6 separate regions of the Mus musculus genome follow, and regions 2, 3, 4, 5 and 6 are each linked to region 1. The links are chromatin loops, found by intact Hi-C in ENCODE. Cell type or tissue: heart. All regions are shown on one strand. Each heading gives the region's core, and the rest is flanking DNA. Links, peaks and the distances in the headings are about the cores only. Region 1 holds the start of Gm24334 (a small nucleolar RNA gene). Region 2 overlaps Serpina3k (serine (or cysteine) peptidase inhibitor, clade A, member 3K). Region 3 overlaps Serpina9 (serine (or cysteine) peptidase inhibitor, clade A (alpha-1 antiproteinase, antitrypsin), member 9). Region 4 has its middle 22 kb from the start of Serpina12. Region 5 has its middle 11 kb from the start of Serpina3f. Region 6 has its middle 8.7 kb from the start of Serpina3g.

The links. Hi-C counts contacts between places; a loop is a spot of excess contacts. Peaks named below come from ENCODE experiments on the same cell type or tissue, not always from the same donor. Only the 100,000 strongest peaks of a DNase experiment are listed, where the experiment ranks them.
Region 2: it touches region 1 in a loop (2.3-fold over the local background); 13 of 42 quality-filtered maps call a loop at or near these places.
Region 3: a loop joins it to region 1, with 8 times the contacts of the local background. A loop is called at or near these places in 39 of 42 quality-filtered maps.
Region 4: it touches region 1 in a loop (7-fold over the local background); 36 of 42 quality-filtered maps call a loop at or near these places.
Region 5: it touches region 1 in a loop (2.4-fold over the local background); 8 of 42 quality-filtered maps call a loop at or near these places.
Region 6: it touches region 1 in a loop (2.7-fold over the local background); 13 of 42 quality-filtered maps call a loop at or near these places.

The regions. Positions count from the first base shown.
Region 1 is chr12:104,415,826-104,421,160 of GRCm38, reverse strand. Gm24334 (a small nucleolar RNA gene) reads left to right here and starts at 1,761; the gene lies at 1,761-1,888. In heart, for the core only: CTCF peaks have their summits at 1,794 (motif pointing right) and 2,445 (motif pointing right); no DNase peak of the experiment used is centred there; H3K4me3 peaks cover 440 bases; H3K27ac peaks cover 257 bases; H3K27me3 peaks cover 695 bases.
Region 2 is chr12:104,345,086-104,350,420 of GRCm38, reverse strand. It overlaps Serpina3k (serine (or cysteine) peptidase inhibitor, clade A, member 3K), which reads right to left. Exons shown (of 5, transcript NM_011458.2): 5 at 4,682-5,188. The coding sequence ends at 5,000. Among named protein-coding and RNA genes, the nearest start is that of Serpina3k, 9.3 kb to the right of the region's middle. In heart, for the core only: no CTCF peak of the experiment used is centred there; no DNase peak of the experiment used is centred there.
Region 3 is chr12:103,992,665-103,997,999 of GRCm38, reverse strand. It overlaps Serpina9 (serine (or cysteine) peptidase inhibitor, clade A (alpha-1 antiproteinase, antitrypsin), member 9), which reads left to right. Exons shown (of 5, transcript NM_001361910.1): 5 at 809-1,385. The coding sequence ends at 1,009. Among named protein-coding and RNA genes, the nearest start is that of Serpina11, 5.4 kb to the right of the region's middle. In heart, for the core only: a CTCF peak has its summit at 2,526 (motif pointing left); no DNase peak of the experiment used is centred there; H3K27me3 peaks cover 3,358 bases.
Region 4 is chr12:104,063,852-104,069,186 of GRCm38, reverse strand. No RefSeq gene overlaps it. Among named protein-coding and RNA genes, the nearest start is that of Serpina12, 22 kb to the right of the region's middle. In heart, for the core only: a CTCF peak has its summit at 2,739 (motif pointing left); DNase peaks (open chromatin) are centred at 1,486 and 2,746; H3K27me3 peaks cover 373 bases.
Region 5 is chr12:104,222,481-104,227,815 of GRCm38, reverse strand. No RefSeq gene overlaps it. Among named protein-coding and RNA genes, the nearest start is that of Serpina3f, 11 kb to the right of the region's middle. In heart, for the core only: no CTCF peak of the experiment used is centred there; a DNase peak (open chromatin) is centred at 2,665.
Region 6 is chr12:104,242,140-104,247,474 of GRCm38, reverse strand. No RefSeq gene overlaps it. Among named protein-coding and RNA genes, the nearest start is that of Serpina3g, 8.7 kb to the right of the region's middle. In heart, for the core only: a CTCF peak has its summit at 2,187; DNase peaks (open chromatin) are centred at 1,774 and 4,014; H3K27me3 peaks cover 371 bases.

The DNA of each region.
Region 1 (5,335 bases), core at 444-4,443:
AGCTGACGCAGAGGACACTAGTCTCATGCCCCTTTCCCATTGTAGTTCCTCCCACGAACAGGAAAGTTCCCTCCAAGCAGCTGTCCTGGCCTCAGCCCTATGTACACACAGCAGTGGCCATGCAACTGCAGGGACAGCTCATTGACAATCCATCTGCAAGACTGTTGCTCTCAGAGAGCTCTAGACCTTCCACCATTTTCAAGGTATCTCCATCGTCACCCAGTGGGCCCCACTCATTAAGCAAGCACACCACTCTGTACCACAAAAAGGAAGATGCTCACCCTGGGATTCTCCCCACAGGTAGATAGTCCCATTCTTAGATGACTCATCCTTGGTTGTGTGTCCTATCATGTCCCAGATGATGTGGGGCGTGAGTGGGGACAGGTAGTCATTTTGGGCTTTCCCTGAACACTCCTCTCTCATATGGATCGGCCTTAGGTGCTTGTCTCAGCACACATGGTAGACACTGTGCTGTTAGTTTTCCCTAACACATCTGTGGTTCTGTTGGCCTCTATTCAGGAAATAACTGTGTTGTCTAACTTTTCCAGGGGAGATATGAGCAAATACTTATTCAGTCTAGATAGGGCCATGATCACGGATCAAAGGAAAACCACCACTCAAGTTTAGTTTAGTGAGCAAGTGAATTTATTGGGGGCAATTTGTAGGAACATGAGTGAGGGGTTACTTACAGGCACATGGGTGACTTTGCCAGAGAGTTTACCAGAACACAGGTGGTAAGTCATGAAAACAGTATTTCTAGAGCTTCCTAAACAACATCTTGGCCAGTGGGAAAGACTCACTCCAGGATCTATGACTATTTATGCAGGTGGTCTTGTGAACCTTGTAAGTTTCAGTAACATTCTGAGTCTTGTGAGTTGTTTTTATCTTCATCCTTATTTTATCTTACATGATAATTGACCGGTGATGCCAAAGCAAAGTTTGAAGACTTCAAATAGGAATCTTCAAAAAGTTTAATCAGCTCCACAAATGGATTGGAGGATGGAGCCAGTAACATAGGTGTCATCCCTTTTGAGGTGATGGTGACAAGAACACCCAGTATCTGCCACACAAAACATGGTTAACTCACCAGAAACCTCAGTATCACTGAGGCCTTGTGGGAAACACAAGTCCTCAGTCCCACCCCAGAGATGTTTAATCAAATCATCTTTGAGCAAGTTCCACAGGAAGTTTGTGAAGTATCAATCACTTTATTTTGATAATTGATTTTCATCCCTCCCATCGCCCATTCATATTCAAGGATGTGTTCAGTGCATGTTTTTAGAGCATACATTCTTATAATCCACTGTGCCAGGTACAGCAGGGACCATGAGGTGACATTGCAGTGACTTCCATGGAGTTCATGATTTGATAGAGAAGAGTCAACATTAAAGGGATTTTTACCCAAGGAACTCATTTCTGCATGCGGTGCAGGGGTGACAGAGAACAGCACAGTGGAAGGCAATACACATTAGCACAGGACCTTGAAGGGTGTGATGAATTTGCATATTTAAAGAAAGGGGAGGACATTACGGGCTGTTTGAAACAGCCTGAGCCAAGGCTGGGAAGGTAAAAGATCCTGGGCTTGCAGGATACCTATGGAGTCAGTGCAGCATTTCAAGGGAAATAGGGGTCAGGGCCAGGCAGAGGAGGGGTCAGGATGCTACAAAGAGGGCAAAATGAGAATGCTAGCTTGGAGAATTGGACTTTTGTAACTGGCAGAAAGCTGTAAAGAAACTTAAGGAATAGATGCTTAAGAAAATGTGGCTCCTAGAAGTGATGCAGGTGTGGCTGCTATGTCCCACGTGTGCCAGTAGGTGGCAGAGAGGAGCAAAGCTGTGTCTATGCTCAGTGTTCTGACCTATGGACATCTGAATGACTGACAGTCCCTGAAAAAAGTGAGCCCGAGAGGACCACCAGTCCTCCAGGGACCAGGAGCAGGCAGAGCACTAAAGAGCCCTGCCTAGGACTGATGCTCTTTGTGGCCTGTGCTGCCACTGGGAGCATGCCTGGAATTCTGGGTGGGGAGGCAGTAACAAGAGACCCTATGTAACAGGGTGGGTGGTGAGAATTGGCGCTCAAAAGCTGTCCTCTGATTTCCACATATGTGCGGTGACAGGTGCATGTACACACACACACGCTTGTTTTCTCTCTGGGCATGGGGGCTTGCATCTATCACACAGCTCTGGAGGGCAGACTCAGGCAGATGGAGAGTTTGGGAGCAGCCTCGGTTGCATCTCACGGCCCTGTCTCAAAACCTACAAGATCTAATTTTTCCTCTGTGAGTTGGGAACACCAGTCTCTGCCTACCCTGCTGTGTGGTGTACTGCCTTATTAGGGGGGCAGGGTTGAAGACAGCCAGAACATGAATGACTGAGACCCACCACTGCTGCACAAATAATATGACTTTCCAGCCGGAAGGGAGAAAACCAGAGAAAACTCACACCCGCCCCTGCCTTCTCCCAAATGGCCACTAGGGGGTGAGCAAGGCTAGCTGTTCATTCCCAGCCAGGCACGCTTGAAAACAGCTTGCTTCATAGAAAGAAAGCTTCCCCCGCCCCGCCCCCCCCCCCCCCGCAGTGCCCTACCCCAGGTCTCTATTCAAGACCCTTCTCCCAGACCTTCTGAAGCACGGAGTTCACGCTCTGTAACCCCAGGAATCCTGGGGTTGCCTACAGGACTACTCAAAGCTAAGATCATAGCTCCCCCCCTCCCCGCCCCGCCCCCGGAACGTTCACTCCTGTGAGGGACTGGAGATCTTCCAGTGCAAAGGGTTGGGTCTGAAACTTCCCCAGACCTTGAATCAGAGTCACCCAGGACAGGTTAGGGCCTGCCTTTCAAACCCCCAGCAGCGCACACTAAAGGTAGGAAATTCTTTCTTTGCAACCAAACTCAACAAGTGGCATTTAAAAAGGGTAGGTAACGAGTTCCCTGGCACCAGAAGCATTCAAGCAGGAGTTTCGAGCGCACAAACACTGCGTTTACCGAATGCCCTCTTGTTGTCTGTCCGCACAGGAACCTCCGTTTATGGCAGGCAGTGAGACTTGGGGTGCAGACAGAGAAAATGTGATTCACCAGAACTGCTGGGGTTTCCTGGCTGAGGACCCCAAGCTCTCCTGGGTCTGCTCCTGGATGTATGTGGTGACAAGTGTCTCTTGAGTGGGTCCCATAGGCTAATGAACCAGCATTAAAAATAATGGGGAGTTCTGTACTGGCAGCTGGACCAGCAGATCATATATCCAGCCTGGACCACGGAGAGGTTGGAGCCCAGGACAACGTGGAGCTGGGCTCTTCTGGCTGCTTGGGTCTTCAGGGAACATGTGGTCAAAGCCAGGGAAATGCTGGTCAGAAAGAAGAAAATGTTTTTTCCTGGGGTAGGAAGAACCAACTTCCTATAGTGGCTGAAGGCAAACTCTATGGTGCTCACAGAGACGTTTGTGGCAGGGCAGAGCAGGCCTGGGAGAGCCACCATTGGGACAAAAGTCCATGACATCAGAAATTCTGTGGTCAACCTGGGACAGAGCTGCCTGAGTCCCGGCTCTTGTCTCTGTGCAACTCTGTGACTGTTAAAAATATGTCCCATCTGCTCACCCGTGCCATCTCTGGTGCTTTTAACACTATAATAAAGGTTACATATCAACCTAATGATGGAAAAGGACCAGTCAGTAGGACTTGACACTCAGATGCAGAAAAGTGACTATGTACTTTGAGGAAAAGGATAAACCTTAGCAACCGCATCCCTGGTCCTTCCTCAGCTGACTTGGGGCAGGGATGGAGCAAAAGTGCCCTGGCTGACTAAGTGCAGAGAAAAATCTGAGAGCCATGTGTCTTTCCCCACCATCTTGCTATCATTTTATTTGCCTCATATGATGTGATATGTGCATATGACATATAATATGTACACATGTACATTGCATGATATGTACATATGCACAGTTGTTGCCTCTCATATAAAACGATGTCTTTCTACCTCTTTACCCCTCTGGAAGGTGTTGAAGAGAATGCTACATATTCTTGTTTTTTAAGAATTTCTCAAAGCTGATCAATGATGGTATATGCCTTTAATCCCAAGTCTCGTGGCAGAGGCAGAGGCAGAGGCAGAGGCAGAGGCAGAGGCAGAGGCAGAGGCAGAGGCAGAGGCAGAGGCAGAGGCAGAGGCAGAGGCAGAGGCAGAGGCAGAGGCAGAGGCAGAGGCAGAGGCAGAGGCAGAGGCAGAGGCAGAGGCAGAGGCAGAGGCAGAGGCAGAGGCAGAGGCAGAGGCAGAGGCAGAGGCAGAGGCAGAGGCAGAGGCATCTCTTTGAAGCCAGCCTGGTTTACAGAGTGAGTTCCAGGACAGCCAGAGTTATGCAGAGAAACCATGTCTCAAACAACAACAACAACAACAACAACAACAACAACAACAACAACCACCACCACCACCAACAACAACAAAAGGTTCCCAAAATCCAAACAAACAAACAAACAAACAAACAAACAAACAAGAATTTTTTTCCTCTTCTCCCCCATATAGTTCTGGGAGCTCTCAGTGTGGCACAGCTGTCAGATGAAGGGAGCTGGGTGGGTTAGGTGTCTATACACAGCCCTTTCCTCAAACAATAAAATCCCTCAAGCTGCTTGTCAGTGACAGAAAAGCCAAAATGGTGACCCTGGACCACAGTAAAACTGTCACTAATTACATCCACAGTCTTCATAGATGGGTTTTTCTTTTGGGGAGAACACTGGAATTTGAACTCAGAACCTGGTACATAGAAAATGCCCTAGCACTGAGTCATTCCTGAGCAGGTGTGTAATGTGTGTCTGTGTGTTTGTGAATGTGTATGTGTGTACACGTGTGCACAACCCTCTTCTTACATTTTTGTTTTGCTGCAGCGCCTCACTAGGTTGCCCTACTGACCTTAAACTCCCTGTCAGATTTTTCCTCCTTGGCCCCAGAAGGTGGAATGTTCCAAAGGATACTAAAATGTGCTTCTATTTCTCCTCGCTGTGAAAGGACAAAGCCAGGGAAGTGGCAAGGAGGGATTGCAGCTGGCCAAGTCCTCCTCAGCAGGCCTGGAGGTGACAGAGAGGAGCTCTACTCCCCACCCCCACAGACTCTGGGCAGAGCCTGGTGTCTGCGACTCCATCTTTGACAAAAGTTCCCCTGCAGCTGGGCCTTTCCTCTGCTGCCCAGCCCTTTCACATCCTTAAAGCTCAGAGAACCTCCCTCAGGTCTCACATTTCATTCCTGCCTAGGAAGGTTTTCCAGTGTCTAGTTTTAAGCTATGTTAGTCACTGCTCAACAGATTGCATGCCCATTGATGAGTCATCCCCTCCCTCCTCCCCTTAGCTCCTGACAACC
Region 2 (5,335 bases), core at 541-4,540, 71 kb after region 1:
ATTTGCATTTCCCTGATGATTAAGGATGTTGAACATTTTTTCAGGTGCTTCTCTGCCATTCGGTATTCCTCAGGTGAGAATTCTTTGTTCAGTTCTGAGCCCCATTTTTTTAATGGGGTTATTCGATTTTCTGAAGTCCACCTTCTTGAATTCTTTATATATGTTGGATATTAGTCCCCTATCTGATTTAGGATAGGTAAAGATCCTTTCCCAATCTGTTGGTGGTCTTTTTGTCTTATTGACGGTGTCTTTTGCCTTGCAGAAACTTTGGAGTTTCATTAGGTCCCATTTGTCAATTCTCGATCTTACAGCACAAGCCATTGCTGTTCTGTTCAGAAATTTTTCCCCTGTGTCCATATCTTCAAGGCTTTTCCCCACTTTCTCCTCTATAAGTTTCAGTGTCTCTGGTTTTATGTGAAGTTCCTTGATCCACTTAGATTTCACCTTAGTACAAGGAGTTAAGTATGGATCGATTCGCATTCTTCTACATGATAACAACCAGTTGTGCCAGCACCAATTGTTGAAAATGCTGTCTTTCTTCCACTGGATGGTTTTAGCTCCCTTGTCGAAGATCAAGTGACCATAGGTGTGTGGGTTCATTTCTGGGTCTTCAATTCTATTCCATTGGTCTACTTGTCTGTCTCTATACCAGTACCATGCAGTTTTTATCACAATTGCTCTGTAGTAAAGCTTTAGGTCAGGCATGGTGATTCCACCAGAGGTTCTTTTATTTTTGAGAAGACTTTTTGCTATCCTAGGTTTTTTGTTATTCCAGATGAATTTGCAAATTGCTCCTTCTAATTCGTTGAAGAATTGAGTTGGAATTTTGATGGGGATTGCATTGAATCTGTAGATTGCTTTTGGCAAGATAGCCATTTTTACAATGTTGATCCTGCCAATCCATGAGCATGGGAGATCTTTCCATCTTCTGAGATCTTCTTTAATTTCTTTCTTCAGAGAATTGAAGTTCTTGTCATACAGATCTTTCACTCCCTTAGTTAGAGTCACACCAAGGTATTTTATATTATTTGTGACTATTGTGAAGGGTGTTGTTTCCCTAATTTCTTTCTCAGCCTGTTTATCTTTTGTGTCAAGAAAGGCCACTGATTTGTTCGAGTTAATTTTATATGCAGCTACTGCACTGAAGCTGTTTATCCGGTTTAGGAGTTCTCTGGTGGAATTTTTAGGGTCACTTAACTATCCTATCATATCATCTGCAAATAGTGATATTTTGTCTTCTTCCTTTCCAATTTGTGTCCCCTTGATCTCTTTTTGTTGTCAAATTGCTCTGGCTAGGACTTTGAGTACTATATTGAATAGGTAAGGAGAAAGTGCGCAGCCTTGTCTAGTCCCTGATTTTAGTGGGATTGCTTCTTGTTTCTTTCCATTTAGTTTGAAGTTGGTTACTGGTTTGCTGTATATTGCTTTTATTATGTTTAGGTATATGCCTTGAATTTCTGATTTTCAGAGACTTTTATCATGAAAGGGTGTTGGATTTTGTGAAATGCTTTCTCAGCATCTAATGAGATGATCATATGTTTTTGTCTTTCAGTTTGTATATATAGTGGATTATGTTAATGGATTTCTGTATATTTAACCATCCTTCAAGTAGGATAAAGCCTACTTGATCATGATGGTTGATCGTTTTGATGTGTCCTTGGATCTGGTTTGCAAGGATTTTATTGAGTATTTTTGCATCGATATTCATAAGGGAAATTGGTCTGAAGTTCTCTTTCTTTGTTGGGTCTTAATGTGTTTTAGGTATCAGAGTAATTGTGACTTCATAGAATGAGTTGGGTAGAGTACCTTCTGTTTCTATTTTGTGGAATAGTTTGAGTTGAATTGGAATTTGGTCTTCATTGAAGGTCTGATAGAACTCTGCACTAAACCCATCTTGTCCTGGACTTTTTTGGTTGGGAGACTATTAAAGACTACTTTTATTTCTTTAGGGGAAATGGGACTGTTTAGATCATTAATCTGTTCCTTATTTAACTTTGGTACCTTGTATCGGTCTAGGAAATTGTCCATTTCATCCAGGTTTTCCAGTTTTGTTGAGTATAGCATTTCTTAGTAGGATCTGATGATGTTTTGGATTTCCTCATGTTCAGTTGTTATGTCTCCCTTTTAATTTCTGATTTTGTTAAGTAGGATACTGTCTCTGTGCCCTCTAGTTAGTCTGGCTCTGGGTTTATCTATCTTGTTGATTTTGTGAAAAACAAAACAAAACAAAACAAAACAAAACAAAACAAAACAAAACAAAACAAAAAACCAGCTCCTGATTTGGTTGATCCTTTGTATAGTTCTTTTTATTTCCACTTGGTTGATTTCAGCCCTGAGTTTGATTATTTCCTGCTGCCTACTCCTCTTGGGTGAATTTGTTTCCTTTTGTTCTAGAGCTTTTAGGTGTGCTGTCAAGCTGCTAGCATATGCTCTCTCTAGTTTCTTTTTGATGGCAGTCAGAGCTATGAGTTTTTCTCCTTAGGAATGCTTTCATTGTGTCCCATAAATTTGGGTTTGTTGTGGCTTCAGTTGTTAATCACCTAAGTCTGCAGCTTTTTTACCCTCAGAAAGAGCAAAGAACGTTTTATGGTTTTTTAGATGTTGTCACCAGCATTTCAATACAGTTAGAGAGTTAGAATTACCAGAGACCCTCAGACTTCAAAGCCACACCAGAGTCCTATTCTGTGCCTCCACCATCACTCTCTCTGATCCAGGAGGCTCTCAGCACCTTCCCACTGTTGAATTAGTATAAAATAGATCGATGTTCATCATGGAGAAACCAGTGAGCAATACAGGAAGTTCCTAGGGTTTCAACCTAAGGGAATGGCAGTACTTTCAGGCACATATCTTCCTGACCACAGTCTGTTCCCTCAATTATACACTGGGTCGCTCCCTTTAGAGGGTTCATCACACAGGCAATAATTGAAGAATAAGAGAGGAGAAACCCTCATTGCCCAAGGAATGAGGGAAAGAAAACCCTGACATCTAGGTCCTAGACTGCAGAAGAGATGGACTCGGAGTTGACCACAAGTTCCAGAATAAGCTCACCAACAGAAGGAGGTGCATTCAGCACTAAGCTCCTTAGACACCTGGGTTGAATCCAGGAAGGATGGAGGGATATAGCTGGGGATTGTCAATACACACAGAGTACATGTGGTGTCCCAGTCTCAGGGCAATGCCTAACAGACACATTGGGAAAACTGTTGGGCCATTTGATTGTTTCAATAGATGAGTCCTTCTCTCATCTCATGGCTATCAGGGAAGGGTACCTGATTGCTCACTGGGAACTGGGGTCCGAGTGTGACCCACCAGGCTCTAATTTCTGTTGACTTCTTATCCACTGCTCAATGGGTCTTTGCCAGAGCCCTAAGACTCAAGCAAGTTTCAATCTGAATGTACAGCTGAACTTCTCCATGTACACCACTGGCTGTGTTTCCAGGTCCAGAGGATTCTCGAGGAACAGCACTTGCCCCAACCCAAATGTACCTTGACCTGTCCTCTTTTATCAAGACAGCAGGCAAGCTCATCCCTTGAGCTGAATAATCCACTCTTCTCTCCAGTTGTATCCTGATGTTCCTGGAGACTGCCCTCAATGGCAATCTTCATCTATCATAATTCAGTTCTCTGTAACCTTATAGAGTACCTTTCCCAAGTAAGAAACTTTGTCTAACCCCTCCTTATGCTCTTTATGGCTCTGATTATTCTAATATCCTCAAAGAGCCATACTCTTTGCCAACCTGTGGTCACTCCTACATCTTCTACTCCACCATCATTCAGCTACACTGTTGTTCCAGAAATCCACCTCTTCTCAGATCTTCAGAAATGGCTCCATTGTTCTTTGCCCTGCCCAAAATATTCTCTCTGGTTATCTGAGCACTTTCACATCCTCCTGGCATCCATGACAGCAGAAATGTCACCTGATCCATGGACCATTTGGTTCTTCTCTGGGAAGTATCAGAGCTCTGTTTCATCAACCACCTGCCCTCCATAGTGACACCTCATGAACAGGGTCACAACTTGGAGGAGACTGTTCCTCTGTCCTCAGGACACTTGGAAGAGCATCCCACAAGCCAAAATGTCTACTTGAGTGGTCATGGTGGAAATAACTCAGTTTTCCTCTGCCTTAGTTTCCTGTTCCACAGAAGGGACTATTAATAGTATATTGGTCAAAGGGCCATAAAAGGAGTCACAGAATGCATGACAATCTCGACTACTATGTTGTCACTAGAGGCAACCCCTTCCAACAGGAGTTGAGGGAACACTGCCTGGGCACTTTCTGTGCAGGTAATGTTTATCGATCCTTTCCTCCTGTCTCCTATTTTGGTTGGTGGTGTTCATTTTTTATGTGAGGTTGGTCAGCTGGGATCTTAGAGAGTGGCTGAGGTGGAGTGCCAGGGGAAGAAGAGCTGGTCTGACCCTCAGTCCCATGCAGCTGCAGGAGTTTGGGTTCTAACTGTGCCAGATGTAGGCAGGCTCAGGGGACCCTGCATGGGGCACTGAGTGGCAAAGCCTGCAGAGGGAAAGCATAACCTTGAGAAAGCATGGCACCAGGCCTTCTCAGATGCTGGAATGACATTCAGAGCAACAGGTTCCCCTCTCAGTCCTGGGCCTGATTCTCAAGGGTTAGCCCAGAGGCCAGCATGGTCCCATCAAGATTGTGCAAGCAGATGTGCTCAAAGTTGGTATTGGAACTCTGTGTATTTGCCAATGCCTAGGTTTGGGGTACAGACACATAAAGAGGAGTCACCAGGGAAGAAGAATAAAGGCAGATTCCAGGTTCAGAAATATGCACAGATGCTCCCAAGAGGCCCAAGAGCCCGACACTGAGAGTCCAAAGTCTTATGTGCATGTGGGATCACAGAGATAGTCAATGTAGCTGTCTAAGCCAACTTTGGAACAGCCAATCAGAGCTTGAATGACAGGATGTATATAGAGATCCATATGCAGACTCTGTCCCAGAGCCCTGGACAGAATCATGAGAACTTGGTGAGCTTTAGGTCTACTTGGGGTTATTGACTTTGGCCATAAAGAGGATACTCTGAGCACTTGTGTGATAGATAACAATCAGGAATGGCCTGTTGAAACACACAGCTGGTAATACGGCCTTACGAATGCCACCAATAACCCCTGTGGCAGCAGCTGCTTCTGTGCCTGTCTCAGCCACATCCAGCACAGCCTTGTGGACCACCTGTGGGGAAAGAAACACATCACTCAGTAGAGACCAGGGAGGGAAGGAAAGAGGTCTGGAGCAGGCGGTAAGTGCTGGCCTCATCTGCTGGGGAATTTCCTTGTTCCTTCCCTGGGCTCTAATCCTGCATTTCCCAAGTCTCTGCTC
Region 3 (5,335 bases), core at 606-4,605, 420 kb after region 1:
GGCCAAGTCTTGTGGCTGCCAGGCCTGGGCCACCTGACTCACAGACCCACATAATATCCCTTCAAGAAAATAATCTGTGCTTCTTTTAAAAGCAGGTCTGTTCCTAGCAAGCAACACAGTTGCCACATGCCTGAATTGGAAGAACAGATAGGCATCTAACATCTCTTCCTTCCCCACCATCATTGAATTCCCAAACAGCTGTTAGGCAGCTGCTGCTCAGGTGTCTTTTGGACCTGCGGATGTGGCTTTTGTCCTAAAGGGGGAGGGAAGGAGCTAAAAGCCAGATATTTTGGTCCTCGTGAGAAATTATTGAATTCAATTCCCGCGTGATACAGCAATTGTTGCATCTGAAATCGCTTAGCCTGGTAGTCTAATCGGTGTCCCATGTCCTCATGCCGCACAGAAAGTCTCTTCATTTAATGGGTTGTCTGTCTAGCTTCTATCCACATCCAAGTCCATACTCGTCAGGTTTTTTATCTGGTTAATTTATATGTTTACTTATGTGTTAATTTGACAATGGTGGTCAGATATTGTTCTGAGGACATTTTTGTCATTGGTCCCAGGGAAAAAAAGACTGAGAGGTCCCCCATGGGACATAATGAGCCCAATAGAGCTTTACCCACTGAGAACACTCCTATGCACCTGAAAAGCTGTCCTCAAGGCAGTTCCCAGCCCATGGTGTATCTTGGCCATTGTCACAGTCTGAGAGCCTCTTCCCTAGAAGAGAAAACAGCATCAGCCTTTGGTAGCAGAAGGCTCAGGACACAGTTTCTCTGGGATCCGCTGACACCTGTCCTCCCATTTACAGGCTGCTCACAAGGCTGTGCTGGACGTCAGCGAGGAGGGGACAGAAGCCGCGGCAGCCACCACCACCAAACTTATAGTCCGCTCAAGGGACACCCCGTCTTCTATCATTGCCTTCAAGGAACCCTTCCTGATTCTACTTCTAGATAAAAACACAGAATCTGTTCTCTTTCTAGGGAAAGTTGAAAACCCCAGGAAGATGTAGGTTGGAGATGAACTGTTGGCTGGTCTCACACTGATCATGCGCAAGAAATAGGTGTGTGTTGGAAGACGATTGCAGGGTGACATCAAGTCTCGCTTCCTTGCTTGAGGCCCCCTTGACTCCAACAGGAGCCTGTTGTCCCTAAGGATTAGCACAATGGGGCCCAATCATAGAAGAGACAGCAGGGCCTGGTCACCCTGCCAGTGGCCCCTCCCACCTGTTTTCCCATAAAGCCTTTTCCTGGAATGTGGCAGGTCAGGCAGGGCTCCATTCTAAGAGTTCCAGGGAGCTCTTAGAAATGATGACACACAGGACTCAGTACCTTTGCTTTTATGGCTGGCTCCCAGCACTGCATTCAATAAACCTGAAATGTGGACTCAGTGGTAACAGACCCCCCCCTTCCTCCCCCATCACCAGGGCCCTAAGCTGAAAACGAGGGATTGCCCACTTCTGAGTGGCTGGGTGACATTCAGTGGTGACATTGCGGTAGGTATGTGGTGGATTCATACTCTCATTTGCTCAGTTGAGCTCTTCAATGGCTCCTGGCATGCTGGGTCTAGGAGAGGGAGAGGGAGAGGGAGAGGGAGAGAGAGAGAGAGAGCAAGAGAGAGAGGGAGAGGGAGAGGGAGAGGGAGAGGGAGAGAGAGAGCACATTCAATATCGAGGAAATGTGCACAAAGAGGTTGTAACAAATTAGGGTAAGTGTCATAAAAGCTGTGTAGGATAGTGGGGACACTCATAGGAGAGGCATGGGAGGGGCAGTGGGAAGGCCCTACGACTGGAGCATTGTGTGTTATGGGCGTGCAGGTAAATGGAGAGAGGGTGACACAGGAACACACACTGCCTGGGAAGCCGCCTAGGCCAGGCAAGGGATGGGAATGGGAACCTCACTGGGTTTCTTAAGCAGGAACATATCAAGTGTCAGTGCAGAATGGGTTGTAAAGACCTCTCCAATGTGGCCACCTTTCTGGCCCCAAGACACCCTGACTGTGGCTGTTTATATTGACAACAGCTTGGCATATCCTGAAAGCCACACTGAATGCCCCCTGGGCCCTGGAGGCAGAGGCAGCTCCCTGCCTTCACAGCCCCGCCCCCACTGCCAGGTGTCCTGTGTGGGCTCCTGGCCACTTCATTTCACAGCACTGGCATGTCCCCTGCAACCTTTAGCAAAGCTCAGGTTCTTTTTCTGAAGGCACTGGTGTCCCCCATCTCCCCCCTTCCCCCGCCCTGCATCCCAATGCTGGATTTTCCAGGCTGTTACATAGAAAAGAATATATCTATATCTACATCTACATCTATATCATCTATATCTATATCTAGAGAGAGAGAGAGAGAAAGAGAGAGAGAGAGAGAGAGAGAGAGAGAGAGAGAGAGAGAGAGAGAGAGAGAGAGAGAGAGAGAGAGAGAGAGAGAGAGAGAGAGAGAGAGAGAGATATCAAACCAGAGAGATGTATGCAGGCTTACAGAAGAAAGTTGGGTTTCGGCGCCCTCTGCTGGGAAGCAAGCAAAGTGCAGGTTGGGAGGCTTGAATGTATGTGAGGTGTGAATCGGAAAACCTTGTCCCCATGGGCTGGTCCATGAGTTCAAAATCATCAGTAACAGAACATCAAGAATGACTAAGCTTGGCATGACTGTCCTACCAAATTTGACTAACAGGTATTCTAAAGGAAGATAGAGCTAATAGAAATCAGGATGACATCATCTCCAAAAGGCATCTCAGTGAACAGTCAAACTATAGATTCCCAGTACTGAACCCAGAGTACCAGGCTCTGGGCTGTTCCTACAGTTCCAGAGTCACTTGTCCAACGTTTCTAGTTGTGATGGTCAGGATTGACTGTCAGCTCTACAGAGAGCATTCGTTACTCTCTTCTTTGTGTCTACGGATGCAGTGCGACCCACTGCCTCAAGCTCCAGCCACCGAAACTTCTCTGCACTGTACCCTTGATCCATTACACCGAACAGACCTTTCCTTTCTTATGCTGGTTTTTCCAGGTTGTTTATTGGCCAGGACCACAAGACGAGTAACTATTATTCTAACCAAGCTCTATGTCCTACACATCAGACATCTCCTCAATGAGCCGTCCTTTTTTGTTTAAACCATTTGATGTCCCCACTTCCTGTATATTCTGCTTGAGCAGGGTGTGCAGAACATGGGCTCTTCAGTGTTAAGCAGCCTTCACGATGCAGAGCTGAGCTGGCTCCGTGGCCGCTACCAAAGCAGCTTAGAATGTAAATAAAACAATGGCTGCCCATTCCTGTCTGTGTAGGAATATTTTAAATATTGTAAACCATGCGGGGTACCCTGGCTAGGGCTCTGGGCATTCAGAACTTCTAAGTGGATGTTGAATCAGTCTGCAGGCCTTGAACTGAACTGAGTACCTACTATGGGCAGAAGCAGTCCTGAGGCTGGGGTGTGGTCAAGAATCACTCCCACATTGTGGAGTTTACAGTGAGGTAGGAGGAAGAAGGGACGAGCTAACACTTGCTGAGACAGAGGCTGCTCACATGGGCTGAAAGCACTTGTGTAAGTACCAGCATTGGGAAGACCACCGAGTGCACCGTTATGGCTTCAACTTGTGTCTCTGTCCCACAGGGCACAAGACACCGGTAAGAGCTGCTTCTGGGGTCTGACATTGGGGAACTCATGAGCAAGATAGGTGCCCAGCATGCAGGCAAGAGGCAGAAGGGACCAAGCTCAGGGAAAAGGGCTACAGTTCAGACTCTTTGAGACAGAATGGAAAGGCAGCCCTGCCCCATCCCGACTGTGCATCCTTTAGGACTCTGTTTAATCTCCATGTGCTTTGTCCCCACTCTTAAGAGCCCACACCCCACCCCACCCGGCCCCACGTCATCAAGTTGCCCAGTGAGCAAGCACACTGAGAATGCTGAGGAAGACTTGTCCCAGATCACCGGTGCTCAGGGAGCACTGCCCATGTACTGGTGCTCTTACGGAGGCTTTTGTCTAGAAGATGGGGAGCAAGGATGGTTCTGCTAAGCTGGGAGCTGTGGAGAACGGTGGGCATCTATGCAGAATGTCTTCCACCCACCTCCCTACACTCCCATTCTCAGAGACACCCATGACACCTGATACCCACCATCTGCCATCCTTCCTGAAGCTAAGAATGGGCTACAGAAGAGCCTGCTCAATGGTGTGAGCTTGCTTCCAGGTGATAGCACACCTCTTCTCTGCAGCCTGAAGGAGCCCACATATAATGGCAACATCACTTGCTTTGTGATAGCTTCTAAGATTGGCGTGATAACATGAAGCAGGCATGTGGCCCAGGACCTAACGTGTGGGGTGGCCAGTGTTGAAAATCATAAGCCACTTGTTCACAACTGGCCTATTCATCACAATTCCTTTCTCTGCTGTTGTGGTTAGCCATACCATACTGACAGAGAATGGGGGTCTCTTTTACTATTAATAAGGTCTGTTCTTAGACAACTTTATCCATGTATGCAATGCATTCTGGTTACTCCCCCCTGCCCTCTCGCAGCCCCTTTTCTTCCTTACAAGTATTTCTCCATAATTACTAGTTTTTGTTTTGTTTCATCTTTCATGGAGTTTAAATAAGGCCATCTGTGTGACCCTGCCTGGTACTCTCAGCAGTGGATACTCAGCTGGGTCACATGTCACCTCCTCTTCCAGAATCTCTTCGTTGCCAATTGGTCATCAATGTGACGAAGTGAGTTTCTGTGTAGCAAATGTGTGTATCTGCAGCACACCCATGTGCCTGCCCTGTGCCAACACAACAGACACCAGCACCAGTTGTGTGGGTTATTGCCACAAAGATCCCACAGACCAAAAGCATTCTGCAAGCCAGCTTGAGAAGAGTGTGATGACACACTGTGTTACAAGCATGCCCAGAGGAAGTGACACAGCCCGGGGCAGAGATAGACATAGGGGGTGGTTTTCTGAAGTAGGCGCTGGCGTCTGTCTGAGAAGTAGAAGGGGCGGGAATGTCATTCTAGGCAGGAGACAGAGTGTGCAGGAAAGAAACGGGGTTCCTTTGCTTATCAGCAGTTGTTTGGGGTGAGGCAAGAGCAGAGTTTCAGGGGTGGGAGGTGAGGTATGAGCTTGGCAGAGCAGTGACATCCTGTGAGCATCTGGGAGAAACGGGCTCTCTGGAGACTGCCAAAGGGGAGATGAACACAGTTTAGAACGGAGAACAGGTGGGCACTGCCAGGCCTGCAGTCAACGTAAGGGAGAGATGAGGTTAGTGCGGCCAGGGCTGGGATCCAGTGCTCTGTCACAGGCAGAGATGCTTGGTCATCAATAAAAACCCAAGGCTTCGCTGGTCGAGCCAGTGAGAGGTGCCTGTGTTGGGGGCA
Region 4 (5,335 bases), core at 937-4,936, 350 kb after region 1:
ATGGACTTGGGGATACTTATATGCGTACAGGTTCACATACATCAAAGTGTCCGGCTGGAGCTGACAGCAGCCTGGAATTGGTTGTATTATACCAATACAACCAATATGTCTTAAATATTAAATTAATATTATGTCTTAATATGTCATTAATGAACTTAATATGTCATTAATGAACATGGTCAAAAGCCTTCGTCTGGGAAGTCATGGGCTCTGTAGGGGAACCTGCTACCATCGTTTTACTTAGTGGTCGTGTTATCAAACTGCCCTCCAGACACCGTGTTTATGAGCACAGATTAGTGCAGAGCATAGTCTTCACCAGAGAACCTCCTTACTTCAGCAGGAAGCACTTGATGGAGAACTGTAACCTATGGTCATCATCAGTAATAAGACATCCATCACCCTCTCCCAGAGTCAGGCAGCCCCGAGGAAGAGACAGTGGGCAGTATGTAAGACCCGGGGGACAGAGGGACAGGCCGCAAAAAGAAGTCTCCCTGACATAGCATAGCCATCACGTCCATAACTCGTGTGGCTGTCTGCAGATCTCTATAAGATTGGGCCCCAACAGCTCATCATGGATTGAGAAGAAGGCATGAGGAATCATAAATTAACAGTTATGAGGAGAAGGGGTGCCATTTTCTTCAGTGATGTAGTCACTGGTAAGTTGCCCTTGGTTCCAGCAAAGACCTCTTGCCCTTGCTCAGCAAGAAACTCTAATCAAGCCAGGCAGAGTGGTATACAGCTTTGATCCCAGCACTGCAGAAGGGGATCTTTCAGTTTGAGGCCAGCAGCTTGGTCTACAGGGAAAGTTTCAGAACAGCCAGGGTTATACAGGGAAAATCTGTCTTGGGAAGAAAAAGAAAGAAAGAAAGAAAGAAAGAAAGAAAGAAAGAAAGAAAGAAAGAAAGAAAGAAAGAAAGAAAGAAAGGAAGGAAGGAAGGAAGGAAGGAAGGAAGGAAGGAAGGAAGGAAGGAAGGAAGGAAGGAAGGAAGGAAGGAAGGAAGAAAGAAAGAAAGAAAGAAAGAAAGAAAGAAAGAAAGAAAGAAAGAAAGAAAGAAAGAAAGAAAGAAAGAAAGAAAGAGGGGGGAAGGAGGGAAGGAGGGAAGGAGGAAGAGAGGGAGGGAGGAAGAAAGAAAGAAAAACTCTATTTAAACTCATACCACAGGGAAGAAGAGATGACAGTACGGATAAGGGATTCACTGTTAGTCCTTTTAAAATTGTATAATGGCTCTCAAAGGCTAGACCCAGAGCTTCCTCCTTAGAGACAAGAAGGGTGTGGGGGACACTCTGCTGGCAGGTGGCGACACCAGAGGAGTGTGGGCTGTTTTCCACCACAAAGCCTGAGCTCAGAATCTCAGAACCCACTTTCCTGGGGCAGAAAGAGATGCCATAGTCTACCGATTGGATGATGAAACAAACCCTGAGGCAGACAGTAGCACGTTTGTCTCCCCAGCTACAGTCTTCTGACTGGCTGTTTGGATGACTGCCTGGAGCTCTGGCTACTCTGGGGTTGTCTAGTAATGTCTAGCTCTGGCTACTCTGGGGTTGTCTAGTAATGCTTGCCATAGATAAAAACTGAGAGTGGAAAACGCAGCTGCTTTTCAGATTCTGGAGCAGATGACCAGAATACTGGAAGGGACAGATTGGAGAGTGGGGACCTTTCTAATAAATCACACGTCTCTGAATTGTTTCATTGTGGAACCTAGGCCAAGACACTGCGAGTGTCAGAAAACGGTGACCTGGGTGTCAGAAAGACTGACTGGGAGAGCCACTTCCTGATTTAAACTTCTTCTTCTCCTTCTTTTTTTTTTTTAACTAGCTACCTTCTTTATTTACATTTCAAATGTTAGCCCCTTTCCTAGTTTCCCCTCCGAAAATCCCCTATCCCCTCCCCCTGGTCCCCAACCAACCCACTCCCAATTCTTTCCCCTGGCATTCCCCTATCCTGAGGCATAGAACCTTCACAGGACCACGGGACTCTCCTCCCATTGATGATCAACTAGGCCATCCTCTGCTACATACTCGTAACCACGAGTCCCACCATGTGGTGCAAAGCAACATGTTACAGTGTAATGATAAAGAACTGTGTGGAGGCGGTACTATTCCACTCCATTTGTGTCATTTGAAGCTACACTGCTATATTCTGACATGAGTCTCTGTTAGTCTTCGCTTGACTATATGCCATGCCAGCAACCTATCCTAGTTTGGGGATGCTCAGCTTTGATGAGAGAGTGCCAGTGTCCCCATACAATGCTCTCTCTCTCTCTCTCTCTCTCTCTCTCTCTCTCTCTCTCTCTCTCTCTCTCTCTGTGTGTGTGTGTGTGTGTGGGGGGGGGGTTTCTAAGAGAGGCACAGTTGCTGGAGTAGCAGACAGTCCCCGATGAGATGGTCAATCCTTAGCTTGAGTGTGATTTTACCCTCCCTCTGAGAATAAAGTGAATAGATAGTAAAGACAAAATCAGCAAGGGGATATTCAGTATTTTTCTGATGCCATAATAAAATTCCATAACCAAGACATTTTACATAAGAAGGAATTTATGTTGGCTTAAGGTTCCAGGGGCATAAGGGTTCATTATGGCAGGGAAGTGTGGCAGCAGGAACAGGAAACTGATAGATTATACCTTCAACCACAAGCATGACGCAAAGAAAGTGACCTGGGATTGGAGAGAAGCCTCCCTCAGAGACAGACTTCCAGCATGGCTGCTTCATCAAACCCCCAACAAACAGCGCCACCTACTGGAAACTGAGTGTTCAGCGGCCAGAGACAATGACAAACACTGCCTTTTTGAATCACCACAGAAGGCGAATCTATGAAGCTATGTAAACATAAAAGTATAGATCGCCACAGAAGGCGAGAGCGGGCACAAAGTACTCGCCAAACCCTGTGGGCAAATGCTCTCATTCTGAAACTCTTGGCTGGCCTCCTGGGTAAGCCTCAGGCAGATCAATCCTGTACAGAATGGGTCCCTGCAGAAAGAAGCGGGGTCTCCCACCCCTGCCAGGTCCTGAATGCTAGAGCGGCAGGTCTGGTTGTTTCCGTGGGGGCTTGAGGGCTCCCTTCTTTCTCTCCTCCTTCTTCTTTTACTATGCTTTTCAAGTCTTTAGGTTTCCGCTTCCGAAGATCCCTGTTGGCTAGGCCTTAGCCTCAGTCTGACTGGAGCCAGACTCCAATCACACATATACCCAGTTATACAGAGTCAGCTGGGCCTTAACTGATTCTCCCTCTCCCCTTTCCCCCTCCCCTTCTCCCTCTCTCCCCCTCTCCCTCTCTCCCCTACTCCCCTTCCCTCTCCCCTTCTCCCTCTCTCCCCCTCTCCCTCTCGCCCCCTCTTTCCCCTCCCCCTCTCTCCCTCTCCCCCTCTTCCTCTCTCCCTCTCTCTCTCCCTCCCCCTCCTCCTTCCCCTTCCACTCCCCTTCTCCTTCCCCTCCCCCTCCCCCTCTCTCGTACATTTATACATGTGTGTGTGTGTACATGAGTACATGCAAATTATGCATAGAAGAGGGGCAATCAGTAGAGAGCTGTCAGACCTGGAAATGGAGAGAGAAAGCACACCAAAACCTGCACATGTTCTTAATCAACCCATAGACCTGGTCCAGTGTCACCATGGGCTATAGCCGATCATGGCTATGGCTGGCAAAGTCTGGTTTCTTTCACTCTCAGGGTCCTCAGGCCCAGCTGCTCCAGAGTTCAATGCTGAGAGCCCTTCTGTGGCTGCTGGCTAGGATGGCCATGGTAGGAACTATGGGGCAGGGGGGCTTCTGCCAGCCAGTGACTGAAGGCCAGCATCTCTGAGGTTTGGTTCACTCTCTGGATCTCTGAAGCTGAGAGAATCTTGTCAGTGGTAGCTCGGGCTGCCTTCTGTTACATTCTTCACTGGATAAAAACAAGCTTTGTTTGGGCTTAAGTTTTCTAGAGAAAAATGTTGCAACAAAGAGTCATTGTGAATCACAGCCCCAATCTGGTAGTGTATGTATCCAGACAGAAGAGGCACTCGTGTCAGAGGGTTAGTGTTAGTGACTCATCCCCAAGGAACTAGTGCTAGCCTGAGCCTTGCCTGTCAGGATTCTGAGCCCTTAACTAACTATTGGTGGTTCCCACAGCTTCATCTTCTGAAGCGTCTTGGTCGCAACTGCACAGTTGCTGACTCTTCAATTGCCTTCTCCCTGCTGCTCTGTTGGTCAACTTCCCAGAAGGCTTTGCTCTTCATGAAGCAGCCCAGCCCACTTGGCTGTGATGAAGACTGCAAGCCGACAGTAAAAGATGTGTAGAGAAACCTTTATTTGAGACCCAACGCTACCACACCAGGGAACAGCCACTGAAAAGAAACCTCTCATATTGACCCTCAACTACTGAAAACCAGTCTGCATGCAGAGCCAGAAAAGGGCGTGTGGATCCCTGGCACATAGCTTCCAATTCAACCGCAGCTTAGATGATATGCACTGTCGAGTTTCTCATCAGTGCCAATCACAGGCTTTCTGCTGAGTCATTGGAGAGGAAAAACATAGCTCCTCCCATCCCCAGTGAGAACAGCTGCAAGCTGGGAAGGGTCTATCAGCTGTCAATCAAATGGCTGACTGGCTTACTTTTGACAATATTTGCTCATTTAAAACCTCAGAAGAGTGCTTATAATGTACACCACACACAAAATTAACATTCTCAACAGTGCTGAGTGACCATCGGAGCACACACTGGCAGGTTCTCCACTTGGAAGCCAAGACAGGAGCATAGAGAGTTCCAGGCCAGCCTGGGCTTCACAACAAACCCTGCATCAAAGAACAATAGCAACAAAATAGTACTTAATTCCTAGCCAAGATCCCAACCCTGGCCCTTTTGGGAACTGGATCTCCCAGATTTTTTTCCCTGGCTGAATTCCCTTCTTCTGCTCCTCAAGGGTCTCCAGGTCTGACTAGAGCCAGCTGTACCAGCAAAAAGCTCACCCCAGTATGGATGACAACTTATGAAGACACATCCCTGGACTTCCTGTCCAACTTGTAGGCAGCCCCACTAAGGAGCATCTCCTACCCACTCATTCTTTGCTGCCTTCATTGCTTAGGTAAGGACCTGCGACTCTTAGGAGTCTTATGAGATGAGCTCCCTCTCAGGAGCCACGTTTTCATTCTAAGTGGTTGCTGAAGATATGAGGACAGAGAGGAGATGGCTCTTTGGAAGAATAGAATACTGAGATATGATTAAGGTGAATGTAAAGGCATGGTAGGTCTTAGGAGGGAGATATGCAACCCCCTACACACACGCACACGCACACACACACACACACACACGCACACACACACGAGGTATGCTGAAGTCTTAACCTATATACCAGCCCCTCAGGATGGG
Region 5 (5,335 bases), core at 714-4,713, 190 kb after region 1:
GTATTGATAAAGCTTTGATACCTTTAACTGCAGGCAATGATTGTACTGACAAAGCTCTGGTAGGAGAAGCTTTAGTTTTGGATCCTATTGTTTTGGCTAAATGTGGTCACTATAAAATTCATCTTTCTACTCATACCTTAAGGCTCCTACATAAGATTGCTAAGGAGCAAACTAGAACGATTTTGAAGCCATGTTCTTCTTGCGCTCCATTCTTGCCTGTATCTCATTATGGTGTAAATCCCAGAGGTTTACAGCCTAATGATTTGTGGCAAATGGATGTTACACATGTTCCACAATTGGGTAAATTATCTTATGCTCATGTAGTTATTGGTACTTATTCTCATTTTTGTGTTGCTAATGCATTAACAGGAGAAACAGCTTCTCATGTTTGTACATATTTATTGCCATGTTTCTCTATTTTGGGTATACCAAAGGTAATTAAGACTGGTAATGGACCAGCCTATACCAGTAAAGCTTTCCAAAGGTTTTGCATGAAATTTGCCATTGTTTTGAAAACAGGAATTCCTTATAATCCTCAGGGACTGGGAATAGTTGAGAAGGCGAATGGCCTTTTAAAGGCTCATTTGAAGAAATTAAAAAGGGTGACATGGGGATTTAAGGATACCCCGAAATCTCTTCTTTCTCATACCTTGTTTACTTTACATTTTTAAAATTTGGATGCTGATGGGTTGTCTGCAGCTGACAGGCATTGGCATCACGAAGATAAAGCAAAACCTTTAGTCTATTGGAAAGATCAGATGGACGGCTCATTACACGACCCAGATCCTGTACTTTTATGGAGCTGTGGGTATGTTTGTGTTTTCCCAACAGACGCACCTTCCCCTTGTGGGTTGACATCCCGGTGTGTACACCATGCTGAAAACCAAGATGGATAATTAAGAAGACAGATGTCTCTCTTTCCTTTCAACGCCACTGCCAGGAACCTCGAATGATAACTTCCATGACAGCACAGGATCGAATGCAGCAGATTGCCCTGTTGATTAGCATTATCTGGATGTTACATTGAGGCTGCTCTGCATAAGTTTATTGGGCGGATGTTCCAAATCCACCTACAATTCATCCCGTCACTTGGGATGAAACTGTAGATATTCCTGTTTATGTCAATCAAACCAAGTATTTAGGAGAGTACTCTGATGGTCATATATTACAATTTCATGCCTTATTAAATTCTTCTGGTAAATATGAAGGGTCTTTGTTGTGTTTTGGCGAGAACTTGACTGAAAATTGTGAACAAGTTAACATACAAGATGATTGGGACAATAATGTTAATGCAGGCATACATTGGGCCCTGGACTTTATTATCCGATATTAAATGATCCTAGAAGAGGCCCCAGACGTCCTCCACAACGGATTCCTGTATGCAGGACTGTTTTGCCCCCGAAATTGGGTTTTTCTCCCTTTTGGAGATATTGCTATGCTAATGAGACTGTTTGCTCTAATACCACCTTGTGTGATTGGAATATTTTGGATTATATTAATCATTGTCCTATTAATTTGGTTTATGGGATTTGTACAAAAAATAATGAAACTTATTTTTCTTCATTATGGAAAGCCATTGCAGTCCTTGGGATGATAAGAGTTAAAAGAATTAACAGCACCTGGATTCCTATCGGGAACATCACGGCATTTCAGGACGAACAAAATAAGACTGAAGTTTTTGTACGTGTGTGTGTTCCAGAACCATTGGCCTTTTTGAGTGGGAATTTATTGATAGATATTAATACTGTTAATTGTACTAATTGTCAAATAACTAATTGTGTTAATTCTACTTTAAGTAATTTTTTGATTGTTAAGCAACCTGGTTATGTTTATTTACCAGTTAATTTGACTAAGGATTGGTATGATGAAAAAGCCCTAGCAATTCTTGAGCATGCAACCACAGAATTGTTGTTACGATCTAAAAGGGTCATAGGCATAATTATAGCAGGAATAGCTGCCTTGATAGTTGCTAGGACGGTAATGGCAACTGCTTCTGTGTCCTTAGTGCAAAGTATACACACTGCAGCATATGTTAATGGCTTGGTTAAAGCCTTATATGTTCAAAAAGAATGGGATAAAAATTGAAATGAGAGTGAATTCTCTCATTGATTTATTGGGTCGTCGATTGCAGATTATGGCTATAAGAGAATTTGTCATGCTGAATTTAAGACTATTTGTGTTACCCCAGTTCCATATGATGATAGTAAGTGCTCATGGGATAAGATACAAAACCATTTACAATGAGTATGGGATAATTCTTATACGTCCCTTGATTTAAATGAATTAAAAGAACATATTTAAGATATTATGAACATTCCAAAAATTGATATTCACATTATGGAACAGACTAAAACCTTTGTTGATGCTCTTAAATCTGCTTTTCCATTCTTTACATCTTTTAAAAAATTGGGTAATTGGTGTTATAATTATTGCAGGATTATTAATAACTGGATATAGTTTATTTCCCTATTTAATTCGTGGGGCAATGCAACAGACTCATAAAAGCTTGATTGAATTGAAGAAGTTAAAACTTGCTGAGGAAAAGGGTCATCTGCCTCCCATGTTCATTTAGTTAAAGAAAAAAGGGTGGAATGAGGAGAACAATGGCTTCCCTTTGGTTCTGGCCTGAAAGGGTCACAGCAGTTAACTGGGGGAAAGTTCAGGGGCTGTCCCTCCTGGAAGGGAGGGATGTCCAAACATGACTTTCTGTGGGCCAAAGTTATTTCCTGCTCCTAGCCAAGAGTCAATATGTATCCGTTGAGGAGGATGTCTTGGGTCTGTTGATAAACAGTTCCTTATTTTGAAGAAGTTCTTATTATGAGAAACTGAAACCAAGAGTGAAAATATTGTGTGTTAATTTTAATTAAGCAAAGATGTTATTGTTTGAGTAAAAATTGCAAATCCTACCCATGCTTATAAGCTGAAGAAATCAGTAAACCTTTGTACCTTGCCACCAGAGCAGTAGTCGGTCTGTCTCTTTAAGGCATTTGCAAAGCTGATGTTCGAAACCTTTCTGCACAGCCCATGGTAGACGCCTGCTGCTCATTTCTGGGACTGATATGCCTTATGTCTAGGGAGCTCCATGGCTGTTAAAACATGTCCTACATGCTCATCCCGTGGGCTCTGGTGTTTTTAACACTATGATGGCTCATCCCGTGGGCTCTGGTGTTTTTAGCACTATGATGGCGGGTTACAGATCAATGTAATGATGAAGAATACCAGTCAGTAGGACCTGACACTTGGATGCAGAAAAATGAGTTTGTACTTTAAAGAAGAGAATAAACCTTAGCAATTTCATCCCTGGTCCTTCCTCAGCCTGTTCAGGTTAGGTATGCAATAAAAGTGACCTGGCTGACTAAGGGCAGAGAGAAGTGTGTGAGTCAGGTGTCCTGTTCTTCCTGCTATTCTTGCCAGCAGCCCTACGCAGTCTACCTGAGTCCCAGCAGCCTCATTTGTTTAACTGAGAAACAGATGGGTTTGCTTTGACAATCCTATATTTGTTTCTTCTTTTATGTTCTGGTTGTAGCAAATCGAATAGCCCAAGTTCAAGGCCAAGTGCCCCATGTGCAAATTACATCTGTGCAAAGCTAGAAGATCCTGAACATCCTTACACATCAACATACTTGTCCATTTTCAACATATGTATATACACATGTATATCATACATATATGTGTGTCTATGTATATACAAACTCATGTATACATATTTACCCAAACATATGTATATGTGTGTCTATATAAAAATCCATACCTACACACACTCACACACACACAAATATATATATGCTTGTACTCAGGGCCTGACATATACTCAGAAAACAGCCTACCACTGAGTCATTCCTGAGCAGGTGTATAATGTGTGTCTGTGTGTTTGTGAACGTGTAAGTGTGCATCCATGTGCACAGCCCTCTTCTTACATTTCCTTTTGACTCAGTGCCTCACTATCTTGCCCTACTGACCTTAAACTCACTCTCAGATATTTCATTTCCTCCTTGACTCAAAAGGAGGAGTGGATGACATGTTAGTAAAGCAACTTCTACTTGTGCTCACAGTGAAAGAGAAAACCAATGAAGTGGAAAGGAGGGAGTGCAGCTGGACTGATGGTGACATAGAGGATCTGGTGAAGCTTGGTGTTTGGTCCCCATATCATGTTGTATTATTGTCCCCATGTCCCAGCACCACACACAAACTTCACAACCAGCAGCTGGGCTTTCCTCTGCTGCCCAGCCCTTTAACACACTTAAATTTCAGAGAACCTCCCTTTAGGACCCACATTTCATTCCTGTCTGGATGGATTTCCAGTGTCTCATTTCAAGCCATGTTAGTCATTGCTGTACAGATTTCATACCCATTGATGAGTCACCCCCCACTCTCTGCTCCCCAAAGATCCATATAACCATTACAACACCCTTTCAATTAATGAATTCCCCTGTTCTGAACAATCACACATCTATGGGTCACATGACACCGGCCCTACTGGGTCTGACTTCTTTACCTGTGAGCATATTGGCAGTCTCACACACAAGGAAACAGGAAATGTCACCTCCATCATTTGTCTAATGTAGTAATAACTTATGGCCTGAGCAAGCTCTTCTCTTCCATGCATCTGTTGGGACCTGAGTCACATTCCCTTTGCCAACTATGAAAAGCGTGGTGGACGATGGCTGCAGTACCTGTCATGTCCTTGCTTCCTGTTCCTCTGAGTACCTGCCTACAGTGTGATTGCAGTATCAACCTCTCCAAAGATGCTGCACCATTCTCCACTCCTACAGCTGCACAGGAAGGCTTGGAATTCTAGCCCTGCAACCATATATCATGGAGAGAAACAAGTTCTTGGCCTTTGCCTGCATTTTGAATCAGTTTCTGAGATGTAGCTGCAGGCGTTGGACTAGTGTGAGGGCAGAGGTGGCATCCAGGATGTTGATGGTCATTATAACTATTGCCAGCGCTATTACTCCCTATCCCATAGTCCTGCATGCTAATCTTTCCTGTGTAGACATGAGACCTTGTCCATGATCTCTGTTAGGTAGTTGAGTTCAAACCTCAAGGTGATATGTCAGAGTTTCATTAGATCCAGTGGGAAGGACACATTGTGTTTTGAGGTTCGACCTTTCATTTACTCCCCCTTGTTACATTTTAAGAAATGGATGCTTAGCATGTAGAAGGAACTGAGTCTCACAGGAAGATCCCAGGTGTCAGCCTTAGGGAACTATAATGTGTCCTATCTTTTCCCCTCCACACTCTGTCACCTCTATTGCACATTGGGCCTCTACCTTTAGAGGCTTCTTCACCATGACAAAATTTTGGTTTCAAGAGGCATGGAAAAGGTCAGCCC
Region 6 (5,335 bases), core at 405-4,404, 170 kb after region 1:
TGCTGACAGGCTTTAGCCTGCTTCTATATAAGTGGCCTGTAATGATAAAATTGGTACATAAAATAATAGAGACATGCTTTGCACTGTTGTCTATCTGACTTCTGAAGGGAAGCTGCCTGTGACTGGCAGTGGAGGAGTCTTTGTCTGCAGAGACTGACTGGCTGTTGGCAATTTCAGTTCTGTAGAGAGATTGGAGCATGGCAGGTCCTGACAGAGGCTCATTATCACCTTATCTTGTGCTAAGTTCTACCTCTATGGAACACCCATGCATTCTTCTGCTCCTGCTGTCTCCCTGGTTGTTTTCCTATATGCTTCTGGAATGCTGTATTGTGTTGGTCATGCTTTCCCTGGGGGAAGGTAAGTCCACAGGGAGGTACTCTCCTGCTTCATGGACATCTTGTGTCCCATGATTGGCACTGAGTGGTTGCAGATGTCCCAGCTGGTTCATGCACCCAACTTTGTGTATCTTATTCTAGATATCCATGCCCTTGCCTCAGATGACGGTCACTTCCTTTACCCATATCCATCTCCCACTCTCATAATGTAATTCCCCTGCAGTAGTGGTTCATATGCGATTGGCTTATTTATTGCCAGAATTTGCTGTCATACCAACATGTTCCCTGATATCATTCTTCCATGTGACCTTGGGCAGTCTGTCACTTTCTGAACTTCAGTTTATTTCGGTGTAGGAGGAGCAAAGAGAAGCTCAGGTCCTAAAAGCTGAGGTTACTTGGAAGCCTCATGTTATCTCAGTTTCCTCCATCAAAAGGACAGGTCTGTTCCCATCTGTGCATGACCATCTGCCTCAGTGGTTGTCCTGACTTGCTTTTAAGGCATACGCTTCATTTTCACTACATTAACTTTCATAATCTCCTCATATACATGTTTATGAATTCATTCACACATTCATGCATTTATTCATTTATGCCTTTCTGCATAAAGGTCTGTCTTGTATGGACAGGATAGGCAATGGGCCATTGCTGCTGGCCTTGAGACTTGAGTCTCAGAGGTAAAGGCAGATACATGGAGATTGTCATGGTGTGGTACCTGCTGCATTGTCACGTTCATGACAGACAATCTGAAGTCTAGATTCATATCCAGTCCTTAGTTCTTTTTATTCACTGTGACTTTTTGGTAAGGGATTTGGTTGTGGATAATACATACTTCATGGTCCCCAAATCTCTAAACTTGAGCTGAACCTGCCCTGTGCACTGAACTAATGAAAAGCTGCTCAGCACCCCCACTGAGCCCCTCCTTAAATGGAGCATCAACAGTCAGGGCAGGAGGCATGGTAGCCTGCATCTTCCTGGTAACATCTTGACAGACACTGCCCAACTAGTATTGGAGGTGGCAGAGGGATGATCAGAGCTCTGAGAGGTTAATGCAAATGCAGGTAACTTGAGAGAAGAGACCAGAGGCAGGCAGGAGCTCCAGCAGGCAGGTTGACCTGAGGAGAATCCTCTCTACTGAGAAGTGTAAAGGAAATGAAAGAGAGGTGCTTCAGCAAGTGTGGGCTCATGCTGGAGGTTCTCAGCAGTGGGGAAGCCTGCATCATTGTTCCCTCCTTCTATTCCCTTTGGTCTGCTGCTGGAGAGCATGTGTAGTTTTGGTATGGTGTGTTTGTGTGTGTGTGTGTGTGGGTGTGTGGGTGTGTGTACAGGAGTTTGCGTTGTGTTGGACTGTGTCCTAATCAGCTAGCTGGCCATCTGTGGACCCACATTCCCTCAAAGTGAGTGTATTTGATGAACGTTCCAAGGAGCTAAAAAGACTCAATTGGCCAGCATGGCCCTGACCCAGAGGTTTGTCCACCGGGAGGCCATGGGAAGCTGGACTTCTGCTTGTACAGGGGTTGAGTGGAGGCTGCACATGGCTCAGAGTCCCCAGCACAAGTATTCAGAGAACAGCAGCCCTTTCAGCAGAGAACAGCAGAGAAAGCTGCCCTTTCAGGTGACAGCTTTGGAACAGGGCACTTTTGGACAGGGTTACTGTTCAGGGTGAGGGTCAAAACAACAACTCATCTGCTGTTTAATACACTCTTGAGCCCCAGTTTCCCCTCCTGCCTTCTCTGTGCTCCAGGATGACATGAAAGTCACAGTTAGTGAAACATGCATCCTGAGCCAGTAGAAAATGCAGAATGCTACTTTCTTCTGGTTTCTCTTTCTGCACAGCACATTGTGGACCCCTGCTGCACATCCCTGGAACTGACATGCCTTGTGTCTAGGGAGCTGCATGGCTGTTAAAGCATGTCTTACCTGCTCATCCCATGGGCTCTTGTGCTTTTACCGCTATGATGGTGGATTACATTTCAATGTAATTACAGAGAATACCAGTCATTAGGATCTGACATTGGGATGCAGAAAAATGAGTTTGTACTTTAAGGAAGAGGATAAACCTTAGCAACTGCATCCCTGGTCCTTCCTCATCCTGCTCAGGTCAGGGATGGAATAAAAGTGACCTGGCTGACTAAGTGTAGAGAGAAGTGTGTGAGACAGGTGTCCTGTTCTTCCTTCTCTTCCTGCCAGCAGCCCTAGGCAGTCTACCTGAGTCCCAGCAGCCTCAGTCATTTCCCTGGGAAACATGTGGGTTTGCTATGACAATCCTATATTTATTTCTTCTTTTATATTCTGGTTGTAGCAATTTGAATGACTCAAGTTCAAGGCCAAATGCTCCATTTTTAAATTACACCTGCACAAACTGGAAGAATCTGACCGTCCTTACACCCATCGACATATTTGTCCATTTTCTACTTATGTATATACGTTTCTATCATACATATATGTGTGTCTATATATAAACACACTCATATACACACATTCACAGAAGTATATGTAGTGTATGGCTATATGTAAACACATACCTACTCACCTACACACACACAAACACACACACACACACACACACACACACACACACACACACACACACACGTATACATATTTTTGAACTCAGAGCCTGACATATACTCAGAAAACAGCCTACGTGTCTGTGTGTTAGTGAACGTGCATGTGTGCATCCATGTGCACAGCCCTCTTCTTTTTTTTTGTTTTTTTTTGTTTTGTTTTTTTTCTCTTTTTTTCCATTTTTTATTAGGTATTTAGCTCATTTACATTTCCAATGCTATACCAAAAGTCCCCCATACCCACCCACCCCCACTCCCCTACCCACCCACTCCCCCTTTTTGGCCCTGGCGTTCCCCTGTACTGGGGCATATAAAGTTTGCGTGTCCAATGGGCCTCTCTTTCCAGTGATGGCCGATTAGGCCATCTTTTGATACATATGCAGCTAGAGTCAAGAGCTCCGGGGTACTGGTTAGTTCATAATGTTGTTCCACCTATAGGGTTGCAGATCCCTTTAGCTCCTTGGGTACTTTCTCTAGCTCCTCCATTGGGAGCCCTGTGATCCATCCATTAGCTGACTGTGAGCATCCACTTCTGTGTTTGCTAGGCCCCGGCATAGTCTCACAAGAGACAGCTACATCTGGGTCCTTTCGATAAAATCTTGCTAGTGTATGCAATGGTGTCAGCGTTTGGAGGCTGATTATGGGGTGGATCCCTGGATATGGCAGTCTCTACATGGTCCATCCTTTCATCTCAGCTCCAAACTTTGTCTTTGTAATTCCTTCCATGGGTGTTTTGTTCCCAATTCTAAGGAGGGCACAGCCCTCTTCTTACAGTTTTGTTTTCACTAAGTGCCTCACTATCTTGCCCGACTGACCTTAAATTCACTCTCAGATATTTCATTTTTCTCCTCGGTTCAAAAGGAGGAGTAAATGACATGTTAGTAAAGCAACTTCTATTTGTGCTCACAGTAAAAGGGCAAAGCCAGTGAAGTGGAAAGGAGGGACTGCAGATGGACCAGTCCTCCTCAGCAGGCCTGATGGTGACATAGAGGATCTCATGTCCCTACTCCCAAAATTCTGGTGGAACATAGTATTTGAACCCCATAGCATGTTGAATTATTGTCCCCATGTTGCAACACCATACAAACTTCACATCCAGCAGCTGGGCCTTCTGTCTGCTGCCCATCCATTTCACAACCTTAAAGCTCAGAGAACCTTCCCTGAGGACTCACATTCCATTTCTGCTTGGCCAGAATTTTCAGTATCTCATTTCAAGCCATGTTAGTCACTGTTTTACAGACTTCATAAACATTGATGTGTCATGCCCCCAGGTCCCCATAGCTCTACACAACCATTAGAGCACCCTTTATATTCATATATTTCCCTCTTCTGAATACCACCTGTCTGTAGCTCACAGGACACAGGCCCTACTTATGGGTTTGTTTCCCTGTGAAAATACTGTCAAGCTCACATACAGGGCAGCAGGAAGTGGCACCTCCCATGTTTGTCTAATTCAGTAATAGTGTGTGGCCTGAGTGAGCTCTGCTCTTTCTTGCGTCTGTTGGGGGACCCTTAATTCACAAGCCCTTTGCCAACTATGAGAAGCATGGTGGACGCTGGCTGCTGTGCCTGTCAGGTCCTTGCTTCCTGTTCCTCTGAGCACCTGCCTACAGTGTGATTGCTGTATCAACCTCTTCAAAGATGCTGCACCATTCTCCATTCCTACTGCTGCAAAGGAAGGCTTGGAATTCAAGCCCTGCAACCACACATGACATGAAACAAGTTCTCATCCTATGCCTGCATTTTGCATCAGTTTCTGAGATGTAGCTGCAGGGGTTGGGATAGTGTGAGGGTGGAAGTGGCATCCAGGATGTTGATGGTCATTATAACTATTGCCAGCACTATTATTCCCTATCCCATAATGCTGTTTGCTAATCTTTCATGAGTAAACCTGGGACCTTGTCAGTGATCTCTCTCAGGTAGTTGGGTTAAAATGTCAAAGTGACTATATGTCTGAGTTTCATTATATCCAGTGGGAAAGACACATTGTGATTTTTGAGCTTTCACCCCTCACTTTCTTCCCCTTGTTACATTTTAAGAAATGGATTTACCATCTAGTGTATGTTCTGCACTTTTCTAAAATATGCTTCATCTCGGAGTCTAAGAAATGCCTCCATTGTTCTTTTCACTGGGCAAAATACACTTTTTGGTTACCGGACTACAAACACTGCCTCCTCTTCCTCCTCTTCCTCCTTCTCTTCTTCCTCCTCCTCACCACCAACATAACCATCACCACCATCATCACCATCATCACCATCATCCCCATCCTCTGTCCTCATCACAGAGCTCACCTCCTCTACCCAGGTCTTTTTGGGTGCTCTGTGTGAAGCATCCAGAGTCTTGCTTTATCATTCACCCGCCCACCACCACTGTGAAGTCTCAGGCACAGACTCACTGTTGGATGCAGGTTGTGCCTTGTCACCAGCAAACTTGAAA